Linked DNA regions of Mus musculus: region 1 is linked to region 2. Evidence: chromatin loops called from intact Hi-C (ENCODE). Cell type or tissue: heart. All regions are shown on one strand. Links, peaks and the distances in the headings refer to the core of each region. The heading gives the core; the rest is flanking DNA. Region 1 holds the start of Bloc1s3 (biogenesis of lysosomal organelles complex-1, subunit 3). Region 2 overlaps Relb (avian reticuloendotheliosis viral (v-rel) oncogene related B).

Region 1 (9,534 bases), core at 814-8,813, 120 kb before region 2:
CAAAATGTGCCTTAGCTTGTCACTGGGACCTTGGTAGAAGGTAGACAGGGTTTACGATTCCCTCAAGGAAGGAATTTTAGAAACACTTCCACTGTGTGCTTGTTGTTAGCACTCTGTCTGGACTCCACCCCACAGTTACCTGGCAACAGCCAGATAGGCCTGACCCACTATAAAAGGGGTTGCTTGCTCCCTCCTCCCTCTCTTGTTCCCTCTTGCTCTTCTCCTCTTGCTCTCACTCTGTCCCCTCACCCCTTTCCCATTTCTTCCCCCTTAACCCCTCTCTCCACAGGGTCATGGCCGGATTTCTCTACTCTCTCCTTCTCTCTGCCTCTACTACTCTTAATTCCCCTCCCCATGCCTTGAATGAACTCTGTTCTATGCTATACCATTGTGTGGCTGGTCCCTCAGGGAGAAGGGATGCCTCAGCATGGGCCCGCAGAGGCGCCCCCTTCCCTCATACCTCACCACACCTCCATAGAACATATCCCCTCCTTTTCTCTCTTTATCTTTATTTATTTACTTTTTAAAAAATTTTTTTATTTTTTGGTTTTTCGAGACAGGGTTTCTCTGTATAGCCCTGGCTGTCCTGGAACTCACTTTGTAGACCAGGCTGGTCTCGAACTCAGAAATCCGCCTGCCTCTGCCTCCCGAGTGCTGGGATTAAAGGCGTGCGCCACCACACCCGGCTCTCTTTACCTTTTTATAAACACATCTCTTGCACTAAATAAACAAATAAACACTTTTCCCTCCAAAATTGGAAGTGGACTTCCTGGGACTTTTTTTTGTTTTGTTTTGTTTGTTTTTTGCTGTTGTTGGTTTGTTTTGTTTGTTTGTTTGTTTGTTTCTGTTGTTATATATGTGAATACACTGCCATTATCTAAAGACACACCACGGGGGCTGGCGAGATGGCTCAGTGGGTAAGAGCACTGACTGCTTCTTTCGAAGGTACAGAGTTCAAATCCCAGAAACCACATAGTGGCTCACAACCACTCGTAATGAGATCTGACTCCCTCTTCTGGCAAGTCTGAAGACAGCTATAGTGTACTTATGTATAATAATAAATCTTTAAAAAAAAAAAAAAAGACACACCAGAAGAGGGCATCAGATCCCATTACTGATGGTTGTGAGCCATCACGTGGTTGCTGGGACTTGAACTCAGGACCTCTGGAAGAGCAGTCAGTGCTCTTAACTGCTGAGTCATCTTTCCAGCCCCAGCCTTCCTGTTTTGATCTAGAGTATTCCCCAATTTCCTATATGAGGGGGTGGGGGTGGGTATGTCACTGTTTAAACGCACAGAACCCTAACGACACTCCCTGAGCCCTACAGCACACAGTTGGAAGGAGGGCTAGCCCACCTCTCAGCTCTGGGAGGTATGCTTGAATTGAGGACTTTGATGACCCATACCCAGCTGAGGCTGGCCTCGAACCTTTCAAGTGTGGGGATCATAAGCATGAACTTCAGTGCCTGGCTTTGGCTCTGTTTTGTGTTTCACTTACTTATTCATTCCCTATAGGCTGCGGTCAGAGATGATTTCCTGTGGCCAGGTCTCTTCATCACGTGGGTCCCAGGCATCAAACCCTCAGCATCAGGTCTGGCTGTGCCTTTACCCATCAATGCTGCCCCCACCAAGCCTGTCTCACCCCCTTCCCCCGCTGTAGGAGCCCCCCCATTGAGCTGTCTCAGCCCCCCTTCTCACCCCACAAAAGGTCTCCCAGCCCCATCTACCCTTCTCAACTCCCCCTCCCCCACTCAAGTCATCTCAAACCCTCCTCCAACCCCTCCACCACACCCTCCACCAAACCATCTCAACACCCCTTCCCCCTCAGCCCTCAGCAGTATCATACCTCCCACCCCACCAAGCTGTCTCTTCCCCCCCAAGCAAGCCCTCTCCCCCACTGAGCCATCTCACCCCGTGCCCCCCACTTCCTATTTTCTTTCTCATTTAGTTTTATATAATTTTTTTTAAAACTTCCTTTTTGACCTCTGGGCTGTTTACTTCCCAAATACTTGCGGTGTTTTGAAATATCCTCTTGGTTTTGATTTCCGCTCTGGTAAGAGAAAATACTTCATGATATTGCAATCTTATAGAGCGTATGTAGAGCCATGGCTTGCTTTTTTTTTTTCTGTCTCTCGGTCTTCCAAATTTGGCCTTTAAATATTTGTGTTACATTTTCTTTTTGTTTGTTTGTTTGCATGTGTGCATGCGTGCATGCACATGTAGAGCAAAGGTCAGAGAGCAAGAGTCGGTTCTCAGCTTCCGCCATGTGGGACCCGAGGACTCAACTCAGGCCCGAGTGCTGGCAGGCACCTTTACTTAGAGAACCATCTCGATAACCCAATTAAAGCAGGAGACAAAATAGGATATTCAGACATACCGAAGGTTCAGGAACATATCCGCAGCTACAGCCCGTGGAATGCCACAGGAAGGCCTAGGGCAGGAGGAAAAAGCTACCAGATGGGAATGGGGGAGCCCAAGACACGGCAACCCAGTGAAGAAACACAAACCATATTCAGTCTTCCAATTACTTAATCTCTTTTATACAAGATTGATTATTTACTGAGAAACTCACGCCTGTTACCCAGCACTCAGGTGCTGAGGCAGGGTCAAGAGGGAGATGTCCTTGAGGGAGGCCCCGAGTCAGAGAACAGAGACTGTGGCCTCCATGTCCTGAGGTTCCCCTGCTCTGTGTGAGTCACTGCTATGTCCCTGTGGGTCATCTCTGATCAGTCACAGATGGAGCACCTAGAAGGTCAGAACCAAGGCCCTAGGGGGTGAGTCATAGCGTGAGGACCTGAGTTTGACTCCTCCCAGGAACCCACATAAAGTCAGGCCCAGGGCATCCGCATCCCTGAGGAGTGAGGAATACTGTGGTGGTGAGACCTGAGAATCCCCAGAGACTTTTGGCTCAGCTAACCTGATGTCCGCAGCAGCAAACTAGAGACCCTGTCGAAAACAAGGTAGAAATCAAGAACCAACACCCAAGGTTGTCTTCTGCTCTCTATCCACGCACTGTGGCACAAGAAGAGTACATACACAATCACTCACACACACACACACACACACACACACACACACACACCACACACACACTATACACACTCACACACATAAACACACATATATGCACAAACACACACATACACACAAACACATACATATAGCAACACACAAGCACACACATACACACAGACACAGAGACAATAGCACATACAGAAACAGGATACATACATAGACACAAACACACACACACTAATCTTTTAAAAAAATAGACAGAGCCGGGCGTGGTGGTGCACGCCTTTAATCCCAGCACTCGGGAGGCAGAGGCAGGCAGATTTCTGAGTTCGAGGCCAGCCTGGTCTACAAAGTGAGTGCCAGGACAGCCAGGGCTATACAGAGAAACCCTGTCTCGAAAAACAAAACAAAAACAAAAACAAAAACAAAAAACAGACAGTTGTGTAGTTGTCTCCAGCTGCTGCTCTCAGTGCACTCAGTAAAATGATTTTAAAAGACAATGTATCCTCCTAGGGCTGGAGAGACGACTCAGCAATTAAGAGCACTGGCTGCTCTTCCAAAGGACACTGGTTTGAGTCCCACCATGACCATAGACGTTCACAACCTCTGTAACACCAGTCTCAGGGGATCTGATATCCTTTTCTGGTCTCCTCAGGCATCAGGCATGCATGTGGAACACACACACACTCACAAAACACCACACAGAGAACATTTTAAAAACTAAAATAAGGCTGGGTATGGTTGTGCCACCTCGAAACCTACCACTCAGGAGGAAAAGGCAGGTAGATCTCTAAGTTCCACGCTAGCCTGGTCTACATATTGAGTTCCAGGATAGCCAGGGCTACTCAGAGAAACCCTGTCTCAAAAACAAACAAACAAACAAACATAGGCCGGGCATGGTGTTGCATGCCTTTAATCCCAGCACTCGGGAGGCAGAGGCAGGTGGATTTCTGAGTTCGAGGCCAGCCTGGTCTACAGAGTGAGTTCCAGGACAGCCAGGGCTATACAGACAAATCCTGCATCAGAAAAAAAAAAAATATATATATATATATATATATATATATGCATGTAGATGGAGTATATACACATCGTTATGTTATGTATGCATGTGATATGTGATATATATATATATATGTGTGTGTGTGTGTGTGTGTGTGTGTGTGTATGATGTAATAAAAATAAAACAAACCAAGACTTGTGGTGGCACAGCACAGGTCTATAATTCCAGAAAACAGGCGTAAATGACAAGGATCTAAAGGTTCTCCCCAGGGAGTTCCTGGCCAGCCTGGGATACATGAGACCCTGCCCTCGCCCCCTCCAAAATATATTCCAATAAAAATTTAGATCATCCACAAGCTCCAGGTGGCAGTACTGTCTCCCACCCTGGGTAAGTAATTTTTGAAAAAATGGAACCAGAGACTCTGAAGGGTCAGAACTAGGCTCAAGGTAAACGGATTTTCCCACAGGCAACAACAGTGTGTCTTCTCTGGATTTCCAACAGAGGGCAGCAGAGAGCCAGGGAGCAGCTGGGAACTTTAATATCACCTGGTCCTGGCTTAATCACACCCTGGAATCTACAGACATGCCTAGGGTGCTTGCTGTGTTCACTGTGCAAGCGAGGCATGCTGGGTCACTGAAGCCACCCAAGGAAGATCAACTCAGAGACACTGTGCCCACGCAGGAGATTGGCATGGGGCTGCCACCTGCACAGATGGGGCTACCTCGGGGCCTCTGATAGAAGATCTCCAAGTACCAGAGGAAGTTGGCAAGCATTTTGAGCAGAAGGGATAGAAGTGGGAGGGTTTGGGCTCTCAACCCCACCCCTGTCCCCACCTAGTACTACCCCTAACCTGTAGCCCCAGCTACATTCCTGCACTGATAAGGGGTTCTGCCTGTGGCCTGGATCCACGCAGGTCCTCACCCTGTCCAGCCTCAACCTCTGTATGTGCGTGTGTGCATGTGGATGTCAGGGCTGGCTGCTGAGTGTCCTCTTCTGTTACCCTGCACTGCCTTGCTGTTTTGAGATGGGGGTCCCACTGAATTGGACACTTGCCTTTTCTGCTAGGCTGGTTGGCCAGCAAGCTCTCAGGATCTTCCTGTCTCTGTCACCCCCAATTTGGGTTCCAGGCATGCGCAGCTGTGCCTGCCTTTGTTCTTGGGGATTGGACCCCAGCTTCACCTGTGTCCAAAGCAAGAGCTCTTAGCCACTGAACCATTTTCTCAGGACCCTCACCTTTGTTCTTGACCAACCGAGTACCCTGGGTTTTGTCTATCTCCCAGAGGGATGGGTCACGCCCATAATCAATCCAGCACTAGGAATGCAGGAGGACTGTTGAGGCATTTATTGTCATGACGGAAAGTGGATGCAGGGAGGAATGTCTGGGAAGGAAAGCTTACTGGCTACATCCTCCAGGCCTTTAGGAACCTTGTTAAAAATGGAGATCTGTCTTGTGCCTACTTGACCACAGGTCACAGCCTTTACGAGTGGAGGGGCTTGGGCGTTCCCCTTACATGACTGATGGTCACAAATCTATGGGGGTGGGGCTGCTGCTAGTGACAGGCCTGGTGCCCTGGAGCAGGTAAACCTCCTTAGGTCCCTTCAGGCTCTCCTCGGCTTCTAGCCTTAGCTCAGCCGGGGACCATGGTACCTTTCAAGGTCCCATGCTTTATGGAGCAAGAGTGTGGGGTTAAGAGCAGGAGCAGCCCTACTGGAAGGTATGCATGCAGTAGGGATGGCTTGTGTGTGGCTGTGTACATGGAGCCCCCTCTCTGTCCTTTCTTGGTCTGTGTACATCTACCCAGTCCCTGACACAGGTGGAGTTAGGGCAGAGTTGTAAACAAGTGCTTGTGAAGAGTGGCTGGACCCTCAGGTGAGGTGGCACAGCCTCCTTATACCCCCTTCTTCTAGGGAACTCAAAGGTCAACAAGTCCTTTCTGTGGTGGCCTTGTGCCAGCGGCACAGCAGAGCTTCGGGAGAGGACAGCCTTGCACATCACCTGTCACATACAGGCCCTTACATGCACATACACAGCTCCTGACATCTGCAGACAGATCTGCACATCCAGGCACACCTGAGCCCACAATACAGTCACACCTGCATGCATGCAGACACACCTGTTTATACACAGGAAGCTCTACACACATGCAAGCACACGTGCTTACACACACACATGGACACACCTGAACATATAGGCACACCTGTATACAGCACACATACTGGGTAAACATACCTGCAAGCACACACATATGTGCACACAATTTTTTTCCTTTTTTAAAACTGAGACAGGATTTCTCTGGGTAGCCCTGGCTGTTCTGGAACTTGCTCTACAGACCAAGCTGGCCTCAAGCTCAGATCTGCCTGCCTCTGCCCAGCCAGTGCTGGGACTGAGGTGTGTGCCACCACTGCCTGACATGCACCAGTTACATGTTTTGTTTTTGAGGAGGGGAGGGGTTTGGTTGGATTTTTTTGAGGTTTTGTTTTGTTTTTTGAGCTGAGGACCAAACCCAGGGCCTTGCACTTGCTAGGCAAGAGCTGTAACCCTGAGCTAAATCCCCAATCTCCACGCCTAATTACCAATAAAAACCCTGACTCTAGTTGATGTAAAAACAAAATAGCATATCAGCTGATAGTTAGAATCAAGAGGGTAAATTTTTTAATAATTTATTTATTATATATAAGTACATTGTAGCTGTCTTCAGACACACCAGAAGAGGGCATCAGATCTCAATACAGATGGTTGTGAGCCACCATGTGGTTTCTGGGGTTTGAACTCAGGACCTCTACTTTCCAGCCCCACCCCACCCCCCACCCTGGGTAAATTTTTAAAGGGGACACAGGCATCTAAGAATGTTCTAGTTTGACCGGGCAGTGGTGGCACACGCCTTTAATCCCAGCACTTGGGAGGCAGAAGCAGGTGAATTTCTGAGTTTGAGGCCAGCCTGGTCTACAAAGTGAGTTCCAGGACAGCCAGGACTACACAGAGAAACCCTGTCTCAAAAAACAAAACAAAAACAAAACAAACAAACAAAGAATGTGCTTGTTTGTTTCTTTTGAAGCAGGGTGGTCCTAGGAATTGAACCCAGGGCCGCCCACACTAAGCGTACACGACACCACTGAGCTACAGTCTCACCCCACCACCCGAGCTCCCTTCCACATAAGGTCACTGAATCCTCATTAAGACAGAGACAAAAGGAGTGGCCAAAAAGACACCCAAAGAGCCAAACCCAAAGAGGCAAAAAGAACCTGTTATCCTCGAGGCCCATAGAGGTCAGAATCCAAGTCCTTTTAGCATCCAGAAAGAGACACAGTGAGTGGTAGATTTGTATTTGTGGTGTCATGTCTCTATAGCGATCAAAACACCAGGAGGCGCTGCCCCTGACACAAAGGCCTAAGAATTAGGGTTACTACCCAGGCCCTAGGTTGGTCTGCATTTGGCCACAGCGGTCGGTAAGAGGGATATGTGTAAGAGGAAGGTATCCTCGGGTCAGGAGTGATCATCATTTAGGGATGTAAACTAGAGAGACACCACTACCCCCCAAAGCCTAAATTCAGAAAGGCTCAACAAAAGAAAGCAAACCTCTGGCTTTGCCCAAGAGTAAAGCTGAATTTAGGAAACAGGACCAGAATGGATAGGGGCTAAGCTACTTGATAGCCACAGAACCTGGGTTGGGGAGCCCGGAATTGTGCTAAGAATATCAAAGAAGATGCGAGGATTCGGCTTCTGTCGGCATTGATCAAATGCTACCACGCATTGGAGGCCTCGGTGATCCAGGAACAAAAACAGAGTCAGATGCCACAGGTGGTACGAATGTTCACCAAGAGGCAGAGTCAGGTGGGGGGACACAGAGTGACAGCCTAGGCTCTAGGTCCCGGGTCCTGCTCGGGCTCCATACCAGGGACCCCTCGTATGTCCGGCAGCAAGCGACAGCCAGCCACGATATCCAGGCGCTCGGCGAGCGCGCAGAGGTCCCCGCGCGCCAGGCGCACGCTGTGGGCGGCTGCCAGCCCGGTGGCCTGAGCAGCCGCCAGCCTCCCCGCCAGGGCGGCCACATCGCGACCCGCACGGCGGTACACGCCGCTCACCGCAGCCGCTACGTCGTGGTCCAGGCGCGTCTGGCTCTCAGCCAACCGGAGCTGCAGCAGCGAGCGCGCAGGCGCCATGGCAGGGGTCTCCTCCGTGCCCCAAGTCTCCGCCGGATCGCGCTGCACCACGAGCGGGGGCAGGTCGACCGGCACAACCGTGGGCTCGGGCTCAGGCTCCGAGTCGGTCTCCGCCGCCTCCCCGGCCACACGCAGCCCCGTGGGACGGCCGCGCGTAGGGCCCGAGGGACCCAGGTATAGTTCCTCCTCGGACGAGGATGCAGACAGCTCCGAGTCGGTCTCCGCAGCTTCCCCAGGTACCACTGTCCCCGGCCTTCTCCGCCGACCCTGGGATGACTCCATGGCACGGAGCTGGAGAAGAGGAATTGAGCGGACGTGAGGTCCCGAGTCCCAGCCCCTTCACCGCCATCCCCAGCGAGTCCTGACTTGGGCCTCAGTTTCCTCGTGTACACATGGGTTGGAATTGTGCACCTCTGTATCATTTGTGTGCACACCGGGGACATCAAGGACCGTCCAGGCAAAGCCTTAGAACTAGGTCACACGAGATGGCTCAGCTGGGAAAAGGCACTTGCAATCAAACCTGACGCCAAGAGTTCGAACCCAGGGACCCACATGGTGGAAGAAGCGAACTGAGGCCCGTACAGTTGTCCTCTGAGCTCTACACGCGTGCTAGAGACGCACGCGTATATATACATTAACTAATATAAAATAATAATAATGACTTTAATTCCCAGCACCGGAGGAGAGGCAGGAAGATCTCTGTGAGTTCGAGATCAGCCTGATCCTCAATAGTGCCAGGCCATCCAACATTACATACATAGTGAGAACTTGTCTCAAAATAATACTGACAATAATAAAGTAAGTTTTAAAAGCTTTGTAACCAAGAGTTCCCAGAGTCCCACCAGCACAGGCCACACCCTCCACTGTCCTCCTGGCCAGCGAGCACTTGGCCGCAATAGGCACCAGGGCAAACAGAAAGGACAGCCGCCCGAGGGGACCCTTAACAAGAGCCACCGACACCAGAGTCCCGGAAGGAAGGCCATACCGGGTCTCCGAGGCTCCGAGCCCAAGGGGTCCGCTGCCTGGCGGAAGTGAGCCGGTCTCTCGCAGCGTCACGTGAGCCGAGTTATGGCCAATAGGAAAGCGGTTAGACAAGTCGCTTCCGTAGTGTGGGTTTATTTATTTATTTGCTTATGTATTTAGGAAAATTCCGTTTGACGCGTAAATTTATTTTTTTTAATCTTGGACCCTCACAGGAATCAGAGACTCAGCCAATTGGATGTCCGAAGACTCGGGAGCAGGGAGGGAAGCGAAGAAAGGGCGGAAGATGTTAACAGCGCGGCCAAGGAAGGGGCTCGGTGGACCCGCCTCCTGGCTTTCAAGAAGCAGGCGGAGCTAAATAGGATCACCAATCAGATCG
Region 2 (9,534 bases), core at 597-8,596:
CTCAGAGAGGATGGGGTCCATGCGGTGCAGATGTCCCTGCTGGTCCCGATAGGAGGCCTGGAAGCAGATCCTGACGACATTCATGTCGACCTCCTGATGGTTCTTCAGGGAGCCAGCTTGGAGAGAGCAAAGGGAGGCTGTGGTCAGCTGAGCTGCTGCAGGCACAGCGAGGAAGAGGAAGGGCGCTAAGGCAGGGTGGTGGAGGCAGAAGATGCAGTGTTCAAGGTTATCCTCAGCTACATGATAAGTTCAAGGACAGCCTGGTGTACGTTGAGACCTAGTCTCGAAAACCAAAATGAAAAACCAAATAAAGGGGTCAGTGAGATGGTTCAGCAGTGAAAAACACTCGCTGCAAAGCCTGAGGACCCGATTTCATTCACTGGAGCCCACGAGGAAGAAACCTGACTCTCGCACGGAACCCTCAGGACTCCATAGGCTTGCCCACACCACGCAAAACCCACACATATGCACACAAAATAAATACATACATGTAATATCTTTTAATTTCTTAGAAAAGAAGCTGAGAAGTGGTGGTGCATGCCTTTAAGCCCAGTGCTCAAGAGGCAGAGGCAGGAGGATCTCTGAGCTGAAGGCCAGCCTAGTCTACAGAATGAATTCCAGGACAGCTAGGGATAGACAGAGACACCCTGCCTTGAAACAAAACAAAACAAAACAAAAACAAAAACAAAAACACACAAAACACAAAACCAACCAAACAACAAAAACCAGCCACAAAGGGCTGGGGGCTAGGGAGACAAGTAGGACACTTACCATTGTAGGGGTCAATTCCCAGCTGGATCTTCCGCTCAATGGCAGCTTCAATTTCCTTCTTCCTAACACACTGGATGCCCAGGTTGTTAAAGCTGAGTGGGAGACAGGATAGGCTGTGAGGGATGGCATCCTCTTCACAGGACAGACAGCTGCCCAGATGCTGTAGGCACAACCCACGGAGGAGCACGGGCAAGACCTGGGACTTTCACCTCTCATGGGCCACCGGGGGTCATATTGTAGTGAGACCAAGACCTTGCCTTATTCTTACTGTGTAGAAATGCTAGCCAGGCTCCTTTATATAAAAAAAAAGTGCAAAGAAAGCCTGGATTCTCTGCACTTAGGAAGCTGAAGCCGGGGAATTTGAGGCTAGCCTATGTAACATAGAAAGACACTCACTCTAACCTAAGTAATTAAAAGGCTAAATGAGCCAGGTGTGGTGGTGCACGCCTTTAAACCCAGCACTCAGGAGGCAGAGACAGGCGGATCTCTGTGAGTTTGAGGCCAGCCTGGTCTACAAATCAAGTTCAGGACAATCAGAGCTATTACACAGAAAAACCTTGTCTCAAAAAACAAACAATAAAATAAAATACTCAATAAATGTCTGTGGCTATGCTCTTAGCTCTCAAGAGGTAGAGGCAGGAGGATCATAAATGTAAAGTCAGTGGGCATAGTGGTACACTCTTTAATCCCAGCACTAGGGAGGCAGAGGCAGGAAGATCTCCGTTCTAAGCAACAAGTATCAGGCCCGCCAGGGCTACATAGTGAGACTGTCAAAAGAAAAGGAAAAAAAAAAAAAAGTCATCCTCAGCTACACTAGTGAATTCTGAGGCTAGCCTGGCATATGTGCATTCTTGTCTCAAAAACAAAAACTAGGGTTCATTAGATGGCTCAGCAGGTAAAAGTCGTTGTCAGTCAGCCTAACTACCCAAGGTCAACCCTGGGAAGCCACACAGCGGAAGGAGAAAACTGAGTCCCATAAGTTGTCCTCTGATATGGGCATCTCAGTTAAGCTGGGTCTGGAGTCCACAGGCAGCTCTGATGACCCTCTGTCTCCTCGTCTACAGAACAAGATAAATAGAATAGGTATGAGCCCATCTGGTGGTACCTGCCTATGGAGACTGAGGCAGGAGGATCTCTAATTCCAAGTTAGTTCTGACTACGTGGCAAGACCCCATCTTAAAAGGCAAAACAGAGAGCAAATATGGAACAGCTGTGAATGAGTGCAGTCGGTTTTCAGAGCCGTGTGGTGTACACTACTGCATCCACACCTAACTTTCCCCATCCATCCAAGATGAGCAACAGGGAGGGTCTGGCTAAGATGCCCCATGACCTGGGCTTTCCCAGGTGCTGATGTTCACCTGTGGAATCTCCATGAGCAGAGGTGAGAAGCTGGGGTCAAAGGTCGGGGTCTGGTACCTGTGCCGGGGGCTGACGTGAGGCCGCAGCCGCACCCTGCAGACGCCGTCCGTGCAGTCTTTCCCCACGAGGCTATGTGGGTGTACCCGGTGTGGCCAGTCCTTCCACACCAGGCACGCCGTCACCTCCACCTCCCGCAGCCCGCCACAGTCTCGAAGCTGCAGGAAGACATGGGCTTGTTGGGAATTTGGTGGACCCCTGTCCCCATCCAGACTCCCTGGGCCTCCCTTGTTGCTAACCCCACCTCTTCTCCCTAGAAAACCAAGGAAAGGCTTAACATCACTAATCTATGCGAAGGCGGAACCATGCCAACAGTGGCCATGTAACCTTGCTGAGTGCTGTCTTTCCCCCCTACCTTCCTCTGTCTCTTCCTTCCCTACCTTCACCTGCTTTGTTGGATTTTTCTTTTAACATACTGTTTTTTGAGACAGGATCTCATGTACTCAGGTAACCCAAGTTTCCTCTTACTTGCTAAGTAGCCAGGCTGGCCTTGAACTCCTGATTTTCTGGCTCAGCCTTCCAGATACAACATTACAGGTATGAGCCACCTTGTCCCACTCTTCCTTGGATTTTGAGATAAGCCTCATATAACCCAAGATAGTACTGAGCTCACTATGTAGCTGATGAGTGAACTTGAGCCCTCAATCCCCCTGCCTCCACCTCCAGAGCATGACAGGCCTGTACTACTACATCCGGCACATAAAAAAAAATGTACTTTTTTTTTTTTTTTTTTTTGAAATAGGGTCTCACTATGTAGAGCAGGCTGGCCTCAGACTCATAGAGATCTAGCTGCCTCTGCCTCCTACGTGGTTGGATGAAAGGCCTGTGTCACTGTCACCAAGCATGGCAGATGTAGTCCTAAGAGCTGAGCAAACATAACTCAGTTTGAGAGAGAAAGATGGACATACAGAATCAGAGAGACGAGCTATCTCGGCAGGATGGCATACACTTGTATGTTAGGTGGAAGCCTAGCTTTGGGGGCTGAGACAGGAGGATCTCTTCGTGAGTAGCAGTGTTTGGGGTCAGCCTGGGAAACATTTGAAGATTCCAGTTCAAAAAACAAGCAACCACAACAAAAAAACAGGCCTGTAATTCCAGCTACTCACAAGCTAAAGAACGATAATAAATAAATAAATAAATAAATAAATAAATAAATAAGTGCCAACTTGCACAACAAGCATGTGACTCAAAAAATTTAAATCAGAAGGTTGGGGGCGTGGCTCAGTGGTAGAGCCCCTCCACTGCTTAACAAATACAAAAACCTAGGTTCAATCCCCATTGCTGAGAAAAATTCAGTAGAAAAACTGATTTCTTATTCAGTAGCCATTGGTGATGGGCGAGACAATAACCAGTCCCAAAAGACTCTCCATTTTGCTCTGGGTCTGTGTCTGAGCTCTGCTGGCCTGGTCTCTGAAAGGCCTAGTCTGTGACATCCACTTCACAGAGTGAGTGCTTCCCTCTAGTGGCGAAATGGGAGGTTGATGGTAACTTTGGATGGCGCGCCTTTGGGATCCAGATGCTAATTTGTCATTGGAACAGCCTAACATACAATATCATATAGTCTGTTGTCTTCGTTATCTTAAAGGGCCACAGTCTGTAATCCAGGATGGCCCCTCTATCATCCTGTCCCCCAGTCTTGGTTTTATAAGTGTGAGCCACCACCCCAGGCCCTTTTGAGGTTTGCAGATGGTTGGAAGCCCAGCAATCCTATTCCCGGGCACCACAGCAAGAGCACAGCAGCACAACACGCACCTCGATGGCGGGCAGGGTCTTGCTGGCTTCGGTGCTGCTCTCCCCGAGGATGCTGCCGGCCGAGCGGCCCTCGCACTCGTAGCGGAAGCGCATGCCACGCTGCTTTGGCTGCTCTGTGATGACCAGGTACGGCCGTGGGCACGGGCCGGGTGACACCAGCCTGCCCAGTGTGCAGCTCCAGGACGGCGTGGCCGGAGGCGGTGGTGCAGCAGGGCCCAGCGTGACGCTGCTCAGTGAGGCGGGCCCGCGGGGCACCAGGCGCGGCATCTCACTCAGCTGTGTCCCGTCCAGGCCAAAGCCGTTCTCCTTAATGTATTCGTCGATGATTTCTGCGCGACAAACAGAGGAGACCCGTGAGGCTGGGGAGGGACAGGGCTAGGCTCCTTTCCTGACTTCTCACGTTTTCCCTGCTTGGTTCTGCTTTTTTGTCTTGGTTTTGCTGGTGCTTGCTTTAATTTGGTTTTCTGAGACAGGGTCTCCTTGTGTAGCTGTGGCTGGCTTGGAACTAGGCAGATCTTGAACACACAGAGATCCACTCTCACCTGCTGGGATATAAGCCATACCCTGTACCGGACCCTTATGTTTTGCTTCATTTGTTTTGGTATTTTTGGTTGTTGGTTTGGTTTTTTTGGAGGCACGGTTTCTCTGTGAAGCCCGGAACTCCCAGAGATCCACCTGCCTCTGCCTATGAATGTTGAGATGAAAGGTGTGCTCCGGCTCACCCTTGATTTTCTTAAAGTTTTTTTCACTTAATTTTAGTGTGTGTGTGTCTGTGTTGCCTGCATATGTCTGTGTATCACTTGGAAGGACCCGTGCCCTCAGAAGCCAGAAGAGGGCGTCAGAACCTTTAGAATTGAAGTTAAAATTGGTTGTGAGCAGCCACATGGACACTGGGAATCGAACCACCGTCCACTGGAAGAGCAGCCAGTCTTCTCAACTACTGAGCTAGCTTTTCAATCTTCTAAAGATCTGTAAAAAGTATGTGTATGCACCTGTCTATACAGGGGTGTGTACCAACAAGTGTCCAGGTGCAGAGGCCTGAAGAAGGTGTCAGATGTCCTGGAGCTGGGGTTACAGGCCGTTGTGAGTCTCTCAACATGAGTGCTAGAAATCAAAGTCGGCTTCTCTGGGAGAATGGCTAGCACTTCTTTTTTTTTGTTTTGTTTTTTTGTTTTTCGAGACAGGGTTTCTCTGTGTAGCCCTGGCTGTCCTGGAACTCACTTTGTAGACCAGGCTGGCCTCGAACTCAGAAATCCACCTGCCTCTGTCTCCCGAACATGACTAGCACTCTTAACCATTGAGCCAGCTCTCCAGCCCCTCCCTCCCCTTGGCTTTTTGAGACAGGGTCTCACTGTGTAGCCAAGTTCTCCAACACAAGCTCCTCTTGTCTCTGCCTTTCCAGTGCTGCGAATACAGACAAGTGCCAGAAGGAACGCCACGCAGCACTCCCAAGGCTGTGCCTCTACTTCAAAAACATATTCACTTTTCCAGGAGGCGCCATCTGCCACTGTTGCTCCACCCACCATCTATCTCCCGATTGGACTAAGGCAGTTGCCAGTTTGTATTTGTGCATTTCACACAGCCAAAGGGATTTTGTTAATACCAACCCGTTTCTCTTTTGCGTAGAAGACTCCCATGGCTCCTAAGTCCTTGGCAGTAAAGACCAACAATTTCCTCACATAAACTTGCCTCAAATACAGATAGAGTTCATTAGTAGAATCTGCCTTACAATCCCCCAGTGAGGGGCTGGGGGCGTGGCTCAGTGGTAGAGCCCCTGCCTAGAATCCCCCAGTGAGGGGCTGGGGGCGTGGCTCAGTGGCACAGCCCCTGCCTAGAATCCCCCAGTGAGGGGCTAGGGTGTGGCACAGTGATATAACATTGCTTAGCATGGGGGCTGAATTTGAGCCTTGCCATGGCCTTCAGGGCAAGATCCTGTCTCAAACAAACAGAGGGCTGTAGCCAATTGGTAGATTGCTGGCCTGGCATGCACAGGGATAAAGCCCTGGGTTCCAGGTCAGCACCACATCCAATCCCAGCCCCAGGGAAGTAGAGAGATGAGGAGCAAGCATTTAAGAGCATCCTCAGCTAGATGGTTATTTTAAGGCCAGCCTGAGCTACTTTTTTTTTTCTTGATTTTTCAAGTCAGGGTTTTTCTATTGTAGCCATAGCTGTCTGGAACTCACTCTGTAGACCAGATTGGCCTCAAACTCACAGATATCTGCCTGCCTCTGCCTCCCAAGTGCTGGGATCAAAGGCGTGCGCCACCACCGCCCAACTTCAACCTGGGCTACTTGGAACCGTCTCAAAAATAAACAAAACCCTCCTTAAAGTCCATTCTCTCAGAAAAACAAAAAACCCAGCTGCACCCCTTATTTCTTGTACCCACCTAGCTTGGTGACCTTCAGGGCTGTGAACTTGTTCTTCCTCTCTCCTGGTTCCCAGCTTTCCCTCCATTCAACCCATTAGGCACCTCATGCTGCTGCCCCCTTCTGTGAAAGCCACACCTCTTTACCTTGCTCCCTTTTTCTTCCTGTCCCTTTATCTCTCTCTTTTTTTACTTTGTAGCCCAGGCTAGCCTAAAACTCACTATGTACACTATGTAGCTCAGACTGCACTCAAATTCTGCCTCTCTCTCATTGTCTTCTTCTTCTTCTTCTTCTTCTTCTTCTTCTTCTTCTTCTTCTTCTTCTTCTTCTTCTTCTTCTTCTTCTTCTCTTCCTCCTCCTCCTCTTCCTCCTCCTCCTTCCTCCTTGATTGGTTTGTTTGTTTGTTTGTTTTTTGAGACAGAGTTACACTTGCTCTGTAGGCCAGGTTGGCCTTAAACTCAGAGATCTGCCTGCCTGTGTGGCCTTGGTGCTGGGATCAAATGTATGCGCCACCCCACCCCACCCCACCCCACTCCCTTGGCTCAAATTCTCTTTGATCTTCCCGCCTCCAACTGTGAGTGTGGAGTTTCAGGCGCGGGATCTGATCTTCCTGCCTCTACCTGTGAGTGCAGAGGTCCAGGCATGAGATCTGGGCACGCCTGGCGGCACTATGTCTTCCCAGGCACTTCCATCTGCCAAGCCTCATCCTACCCTCCCTTTCTCCTGCTCAGTCTCTGTTCTCTTCTGACTCCACAGTCCACACTGTTAGCTCCTCCTCCATGGTAGTGATTTAGTTTTGGTCAAAGCTGGATTCTTGGTGCCTGGCACTGGGCCTAGTACAAGAAAGACCCCTGCCACCCATGAGTGAGCACCGGCCACAGAGGACAGAAATACAGATGGCTGCTGAGTGTGCTGGAGCTCCGAAGCATCCCTTGCTCAGATCCCCTCAAACCACACCAGAGCCCGCTCCCATCAAACAAGGTGTGTCCCAGCTTTACCAACGCTGGGACCCTCATCCTCCCAAACACCTGCCTTCTGATACTCACCCAATTCATCTGTGGAAGGAAGAGAAAAGAAAGGTGAAGGTCAGACACCATCAGACATGATATCTAACACAGATTCCCCCACCCTGTCCCCAAGGCAGACTTCCTGGGGCTTCCATCCCCAATCTTCTTAATCCCTTCCCGGGCTCTCCCTTCAGTTCTTAATGCTGGGGGCCCAAAAGAACTCAAGAGCATCCCCCAACACCTGCCATCCACTAAAACCCTCAGACCAGGATGATAGTGTTGCCAGGAACTTGTGGAACAGGGGGGAGGGGGAGCTGTGAGTGGATTTGGGGTGTGTATATGTGTAGCTGACAGACATGAGCAATTCTAAATAAATTCTGTACAGGTTCCATCCTGAAAGTCCACCCTGGGCCCGAAGAAACGGATCAAACCCTGGGTGCTGTCCACTCTGCACCCTAGCCTAGCTCCCAAAATCTCAGGCTCACCCCTACTTTGCAGAGGGGATGGATGGGAAGGAAAGGGCAGCAGCCATGCTACATACCTAGTGAGACCGCATCACTTCCCTAGTAAATATCAACAATGAAGTAGTGGAAACCAACCTCCCATCATTCCCCAGACAGGACTAGAGGAAGCCAGAGGAAGCAAATGGGTCCAGAAGTCACTCAGCAGGGAGGGTCACCCAACTGTTATTATGAAAGCTACTGGCTGGGGACTGAGCACACACTACCCCAGTATCTGCCAGATCCCTCCTCCTCCATTGCCTCCTGCCCTTCCTTTCTCCACACTCCCGGGAGTGGCTCCTGGCAGCCAGAACTTTGCCCCTTAGAAGGCAGCTTTCACATATCCTTATCTCCATGAGATCAGTAAATGCCAAGTTCCCTTCCAGAGAGATGGGGAATGCTAGGGCTTTGAGACCAGAGGGGACCTGACAAGACCAACCTCAAAATACTTTGTTTTGGAAAACCCTTCTTAGATAGCCATGCTGGATGAATCCAGAGATGCAGAGACAAACTTGAATTTCCAGGTATTGTGGCATGCGACTGTAATCCCAGCACTAAGATGATGAGGCAGGAGGACTGCCACTAGTTCCAGGCCAACCTGGGCTACACAGTGAGCTTCAGGGCAGCCTAAGCCAGACTAAACCTAAACTCAGGAAATTCTACTTGGGGCTCCTCAACAGACTCCTGGGAGCTGGGTGTGAGGCACCCCTTTGCCATCCTAGCTCTCAGGATGTTGTGTATGGAGGACTGTGGTCTCCCAGGCTTCCAGGAAACATGGCTTCCAGGCTGTGCATGCGGGCGGGGTCCAGAAGATCCCAACTTGCCTGTCATATGTCTCACTAAGACACACTGAGCTTGAGAACTGAATAGTGGGGACCATGCCTGCCACATTCTCACTTTACCCAGAGTTCAGCTTGTGTCTGGCACATCAGAAGGAAGGAATTTGTCCTTCCACCTGCCCTGTTCCATCAACCTGTCTCCACCCTACTTTTGAATGTCACTGACCTCCCCCAAGAACTCTTCACAGCCATCACTGCCTTTTATAATCGCACCTTTGTTTATAGACTTGCTTCCTTGTCTGGGTAGGAGCCCTGTAAGCACGGGGCTGGGACTATCTTGGTCACTGCTGTGTCCCCAGCAATGACCAGCACTGAGTCAGATGTAGAATTTGTACTCAATAAATAATAACCTAACAGATGCTATCAGGATCAACTTGTTGGGGACCTCAATGCTGTGATTCGGACTATACAAGCCTCAGCTCGCTCCTGTCCTGAACCAGCATTTGTGTCACTCCGGTCTCCAAAGCCAGCCCTACCTTTCTACACCTCTGAAACTCCCATTTTCTATACCTGCAACAGGCCTTCTGGTATCCACCCTGGGAGAAGTCTAGGCCTAGCCAACCACTGAAGCTACAGAGCTCTCACACTGATAAGATCCAGCTGCCTCTGTCCTTGAACTCTCAGGAGATAAGTTATGTTTCTTTTCTTTCTTTCTTTTTCTTTCTTTTTTTGATTTGTTTTGTTTGTTTGAGGTAGAATCTCACTATATAAACAGGATGACTTCAAAGTCGAGATCTTCCTGCCTCAGCATCCCCAAATATGGGGACTCTGGGCATGTAATAAAGGTTGTGATGCTAAAGTCCTGTTTCCCAATTGGTTCTTGATCTATCAATAAAAATGCCAGGAGCCAATTACTGGGCAGAAAGAAAAGGCGGGACTCCTG

Evidence for each region. A loop is a pair of places that touch in the nucleus more often than their neighbours do. Peaks named below come from ENCODE experiments on the same cell type or tissue, not always from the same donor. Only the 100,000 strongest peaks of a DNase experiment are listed, where the experiment ranks them.
Region 1: a loop joins it to region 2, with 6 times the contacts of the local background. A loop is called at or near these places in 9 of 42 quality-filtered maps.

What each region holds. Positions count from the first base shown.
Region 1 is chr7:19,499,146-19,508,679 of GRCm38, forward strand. It overlaps Bloc1s3 (biogenesis of lysosomal organelles complex-1, subunit 3), which reads right to left and starts at 9,225. Exons shown (of 2, transcript NM_177692.4): 1 at 9,160-9,225; 2 at 6,659-8,465. The coding sequence starts at 8,456. The coding sequence ends at 7,869. Trappc6a (trafficking protein particle complex 6A) reads left to right here and starts at 9,525. Exons shown (of 6, transcript NM_025960.4): 1 at 9,525-9,534. In heart, for the core only: CTCF peaks have their summits at 4,508 (motif pointing right) and 7,384 (motif pointing right); DNase peaks (open chromatin) are centred at 4,724 and 8,336; H3K4me3 peaks cover 1,514 bases; H3K27ac peaks cover 1,165 bases.
Region 2 is chr7:19,615,575-19,625,108 of GRCm38, forward strand. Relb (avian reticuloendotheliosis viral (v-rel) oncogene related B) reads right to left here. Exons shown (of 12, transcript NM_009046.2): 3 at 7,352-7,360; 4 at 3,940-4,268; 5 at 2,188-2,345; 6 at 772-863; 7 at 1-116. Among named protein-coding and RNA genes, the nearest start is that of Relb, 9.1 kb to the right of the region's middle. In heart, for the core only: a CTCF peak has its summit at 3,646 (motif pointing left); a DNase peak (open chromatin) is centred at 3,627; H3K4me3 peaks cover 935 bases; H3K27ac peaks cover 499 bases; H3K27me3 peaks cover 2,406 bases.